2 separate regions of the Homo sapiens genome follow, and region 2 is linked to region 1. A link is an interaction called in ENCODE POLR2A ChIA-PET data of the cell type or tissue named here. Cell type or tissue: Caco-2. All regions are shown on one strand. Links, peaks and the distances in the headings refer to the core of each region. The heading gives the core; the rest is flanking DNA.

Region 1 (2,806 bases), core at 106-2,605:
TAATAGCATATAACAATAGCATATAAGTAGCCATCATGGTTATTATCAGGAAATTAAGGTTTAACAAAGTTAGAAATTTGCCAAAGGTCGACACAGGAAATGGTAGATCTGGGATACAAACTCAGGCATACTCTTACCCAGTTCATCCTTAAACTGATAGAAATCCAATGGATTCCATGTTTAAGCTTCACTTCTTCCTCCACTCACTCTGGGGAATATGTCCTAGCACCCTCCCCAGTCCCCAGCAGGGCCCGGGCCTAAGGGGTAAGGTTCCTTGCATTCGAGGGCAGGTCCTTTAGAAATCTCCCTGCCCTACTCCTGCCCCCACACTCACCTGAGCAGTGTCATGGATCCAGTCCAGAAACTCAGCTACCTTGGCGTAGACACCTGGGTGATTGGGCTCTGCGCAGCCACGCCCCCAGCTGACCACCCCCACTAGGCGCCATGTGTCCCCATCTGGGCACACTAGGGGGCCCCCGCTATCTCCCTAAGGGATCCAGGCATGGAGACACAGAGAAACAGCCAGTTAGTTCTTCCTGATGGAGAGCACCAGACCACTATGGCAAGTGGAATCTCCTTACTGGGCCCCGCCTGCTTCTAGCTGAGATATCTGCTGGCCTCACCCCTCCTTAAACCCTTAGCATGAGCTCCAGACTTGCCTAGGTGCCCCTCCTTCTAGAGAGGCTGTCTCACACCACTGACAAGCTCAGACCAGGGCAGGGGGCCAAGTCACAGCAGGCCCCCTGCCCTCCCACCCCCACCTCCACTCCCACCCTCACCCCAGCCACCACAGGCCACACCTGGCATGCATCAGCCCTTCCGTCCAGGTAGCCAGCGCAAAGCATGCGGGGGGTGAGGGCTCCGCTGTACACGCAAGAGCTGTTGCAGAGCTGAGTGCTGAACAAGGGCACCACCGTGTCCTGGAGCATATCCGAGCTGTAAGCTATGAGAGACACCGAGAAAAACTGCAGGGCACAAAGCAAGGCCCAGGCAGGCAGAGCAGCAAGAGGGGAGGTAATTCGAAGTCCCAGAGACAGGGAGACCCAAAGAGGCGAGCCCAGGGTGGGAGCTGTGGACGCTGAGCAAGGAAGCAGTAGGCTATCGGACTTGGGGGCTGGGAGTGGGAAGAGCAGGAGGACTCACACATACACCAAATGTGAGACCATGGCGCTCCTGGGACAAGGGGAGGGGGAGTAAAAGGGTCTGGGTTTAGGGAAAACTTGCAGTAGATGTTCTCCCCAGAAAGGCCCAAGCAGGGGAGACTGGAGACCCTAGGCCTGACCAAGGGTGATGCCAGGGAAAAACAGGGCTGGCACTGTCATGTGGCCAGGGGATGTGGCCTTGCCTCACCCTGGGGAAGAATGCCTCCCACACCCGCCCCTGCACCGAGGGCCCAGGGAGCTGACTCACTATGGCTAGGGTGGGTGTGGCCCCAGCCAGACACCCAGCACCGCGAGCCCTTCGGAAAATGCTGTTCCTTGGCCGGCAGGCACACAGCGCCCACAGTGTCTGTAGAGAGGCACATGGTCCTGGTCCCCAGTCAGGCTTGGCTTCCCCCACTGCAGAGCCTGGGCGAAGGACCCAGGACTGGCAAGTCCTCCTCAGCCCCCTTCTCAAACAGTCCTGGCTCCTGGGTTCCACCAGCCAGGCCTCCTAGATGGCTATGCAAGTGGGGCACTGTCCCATCTTTGGGGTCCCCTGTCACAGAGGACAGCATGCAAACTGCAGTGTGCATGGCGCCCTCTATGGGTGGACAGGACCCATGCTGCCCCCTCCCCACACCTGGGGATGGAGTGGGGGTGAAAATTCTTTCAGGCCATGGGCACCCAACTTCTAATGAGGACAGTGTTTCCAAAAACGTGACATATCCCATGGGTGCAGCCATGCATGATTTTAGGTAGTACATAGGCACACTATTGAGTAAAGCATTCACTTGGGGAGAACGCCATGTCCTTTTCAATTCTCTTTCAGTCCCTCTAACCGCATCACAGAGAAAGACTTCATTTGGTGCTGGTCTGTGCCTTTCTTACTGCCTGCCGTCCTCCCACCAAACAGGAGACAGCACGCCCAGGTGCAGCAACTTCTGCAGCGGACTCAGCTACCTAGAACTTCCACACTGATTTCTTTTCATGCTACATATTTTTGTGGTTAGGATCTATTTATTATAAGTAACATAGGTTCTCTAGTTAGGTAAGTAATATAGGTTCTCTAACTAGAGATACTAATTATTATCTATTTACTATACCTATTTTGTATATTTAAATAGTAAATATGCTATTTACTTACTATACTATATAGTAAATATACTATTTATTATAACTAAATAAGTATATTTAAAAGAGAAATACTACTACAGTAGATACTCATGTAGTATCTACTACTTAGATACTAATATAGTCGTATTTTTCTTTTAAATACACTTATTTCGGTCAACTAAGAAAGTTTTCTTTTCCTTTTTTTTCTTTTTTTTTTTTTGAGACGGAGTCTTGCTTTGTCACCCAGGCTGGAGTGCAGTGGCATGATCTCAGCTCACTGCAATCTCTGCCTCCCAGGTTCAAGTGATCCTCCTGCCTCAGCCTCCCGAGTAGCTGGGACTACAGGCATGAGCTACCACACCCAGCTCATTTTTGTATTTTTAGTAGAGACGGGGTTTCACCATGTTGGCCAGGCTGGCCTTGAACTCCTGACCTCAAATGATCTGCCCACCTCACCCTCCCAAAGTGCTGGGATTACAGGCGTGAGCCGCCATGCCCAGCCTTAGAAATATCTGTTGAACGATAGTTCACGTATGTGATACAATTTGTGA
Region 2 (2,806 bases), core at 230-2,729, 70 kb before region 1:
AAAAGTTTATAGGGACAATGGCCCCAAAGAAATCAGCAGTTTACAAATGGATAACTCTTTTTAGGAAGGGACTAGAAAACTGTTGAAAATGAAGCCTGAAGCAGCAGACCATCCATGTTAATTTTCAAGGAAAAAATTAATCTTGCTCATTCCCTAAATAAAAAGGACTGATAATTGACAGCAAAGACAATAGCCAACACCATAGCCAACTCAATGGTTCGACTTACACAATTCTGACTGAAAAGTTAAAGTTGAGCATTTCCACTCAAAGGTACAAAAATTTATGTGTCCAGATCAGCTGCAGACAAGAGCAGAGCTTTCAGTGGAAATTTCAAACAAGTAGAATTGAGATCCTAAAGCATTTCTTCAAAGAGTTGCAACAGAAGGTGAAACATGGCTTTACCAGTACCATCCTGAAGACAAAGCACAATCAAAGCAATGGCTACCAAGAGGGGCAAGTGGTCCAGTCAAAGTAAAAGCAGACTGGTCAAGAGCAAAGGTCATGGCAACAGTTTTTTGGAATGCTCAAGGTATTTTTCTTGTTGACTTTCTGGAAGGCCAAAGAATGACATCTGCTTATTATGAGAGTGTTTTGAGAAAGTTAGCCAATGCTTTGGCAGAAAAATGCCCAGGAAAGATTCACTAGAAAGTCCTTCTCCACCACGACAATGCTCCTGCTCATTTCTCTCATCAAACAAAGGCAATCTTAAGTTCCTATGGGAAATCATTAGGCATCCACCTTACCATCCTGCTTCGGTTCCTTCTGACTTGCTTTTGTTTCCTAATCTTAAAAAATATTTCAAGGGCACTCATTTTTCTTCAGTTAATAATGTGAAAAAGATTACATTAGCATGGTTAAATTCCCTGGAGCCTCAGTTCTTTGGGGATAGACAAAATGGCTGGTATCATGTCTTACAAAAGTATCTTAATCTTGAATGAGTTTATGTTTTAAAAAAAAAGTATATTTTTTAAATTTTTATCTTTTATTTCCATTTTTCATAAAATGTTTGAAATTCCCTCATGTACAATTTAAAATCCAATTCGTAATTGATCTAAGCCTCTCAGCATAACATCATATGCTACTATTCTTTCCGTTAAGGAGTATCATATTTATTAATTGAATAAAATAAAGTTTGTTTAAAACCCTTAGGTAGACTTCATTTGGTCCATGGGTTGCAGATTGGATAGTCAGGTTTCTGGCATCCTATTTGAACCTCCAAGGAATTCAGTCTTCTAATTAAGACTTAGAAGATGGGCCAGGCATGGTGGGTCATGCCTGTAATCCCAGCACTTTGAGATGCCAAGGCAGAAGTATCGCTTAAGGCCAAGAGCTTGAGACCAGGCTAGGAAACATAGTGAGACCCCATTTCTAAAAATATTTAAAAATTAGCCAAGTGTGGTGGCACATGCTTGTAGTCCTACCTACCCAGGAGGCTGAGATGGGAGGATCGCTTGAGCCTAGGAGGTCGAGGCTACAGTGAATTATGATCACACTACTACACTCCAGCCTCAGTGACAAAGAGAAACCCCGTCTCTAAGAGAAAAAAAAAAGGACTTAGAAGGTGGAACCTTCCCAACTTAGCTCCCAAGTCTTCCTAATTCTATGATACTCAACTCTCCCAACCCACTTCAGAGGTGAACTTATCTGCTCTGTTTTAGAAGTTAGTAGTCCTCATCTGAATCTGTGTGCTCCTCAATATTTCCCAGATCCTTTGCCATAGGTTGGCCAAGCTTTGAAGTCTTGGCTTGTAGGATACAGGAGAAAATGATGTGTGTCACTTCTGGGCCTGGTCCTCAGCAAGTCCCACAATAGATGTCCCACCTGAACAGTTAGCAGAGCCATAAGGAAAAAGGAGCCTGCCTGGGTCCCTGAGACACCACCTGGAGTGAAGCTGCCCAATAGAATAAGACACATCCCATTAACAAAAATTTTGTGTGATGAACCACTGAGATTTGAGGGTTGTTCATCTCAGTGGCTAGATAACTGTCCCTAACACATACTCCAGGCTGGAATTCAGCCCAGGAAGTCAAAAAGGTGAGACTTTCTGAGCATTTGAGACAAGAGTGAGTGAAAGTAATTGCTCGTATATTACTCAGGGTCACTCTGATGCACAGAATGGCGTTCTGCCAGAAAATAGCATTTAAAGTGTGTTGGTTTTTACACTATGTTTATAAACTAATTTAACAACTCGTGAATTAAAGTCCTGCATTATAACAGAAATGAAAATCATATCTGAAATTAGAGAATTGTTAATGTAATCCAACAGTTAATTATTTGCAAGGGTTGAGGGGGGTGTTAGTGATATATTCAGTATTTAGGTGTTTCTTGAACCAGTTAAAGATTCCTTTTTATATAAATGTATAAATGTTGGTTATAGCTTTCTCATTAGGATTAATGGTCCTAATTTATACACTTACTAGATTTGAGTAAGTACATATGATTGTACTAGTTTAGATATATTATCTCAAGTGGGACATAAAGTAAAAAAACTATTTCTTGAAGCAGCAAAGAGCACACATAAAAGATACTTTTGAGAGCTAGATACTGAACTAGATATTTTGAGAGCTAGATACTGAACTAGATATTACAAAAATCACAGAAATTACATATAAATTGATTTCTAAGAAAGGAAACAATAAATATTATGTGTTGTGTTATACAAAATTAGAGCATGTGTTTATGTCCACATTCACTGTGATTTTTAACACTGACATGTGTTGAAGAGAATCCATTAGTGTTTCAGTAAGAGTCCAAATATTGAGTAGAATGTCAGAATTGCTTAGCTGTTTGTGTAGGAATTTTAAA

What was found. Peaks named below come from ENCODE experiments on the same cell type or tissue, not always from the same donor. Only the 100,000 strongest peaks of a DNase experiment are listed, where the experiment ranks them.
Region 2: POLR2A ChIA-PET joins it to region 1 with 8 read pairs; 2 of 35 experiments call an interaction of 5 or more read pairs at or near these places.

Annotation. Positions count from the first base shown.
Region 1 is chr11:113,689,431-113,692,236 of GRCh38, forward strand. TMPRSS5 (transmembrane serine protease 5) reads right to left here. Exons shown (of 13, transcript NM_030770.4): 10 at 1,411-1,509; 11 at 801-943; 12 at 335-487. Among named protein-coding and RNA genes, the nearest start is that of TMPRSS5, 15 kb to the right of the region's middle. RefSeq lists enhancers at 1-411, 639-1,838. In Caco-2, for the core only: a CTCF peak has its summit at 1,740 (motif pointing left); a DNase peak (open chromatin) is centred at 1,421.
Region 2 is chr11:113,619,368-113,622,173 of GRCh38, forward strand. The region is part of intron 1 of LOC107984390 (a long non-coding RNA gene); the gene reads right to left. Among named protein-coding and RNA genes, the nearest start is that of TMPRSS5, 86 kb to the right of the region's middle. In Caco-2, for the core only: no CTCF peak of the experiment used is centred there; no DNase peak of the experiment used is centred there.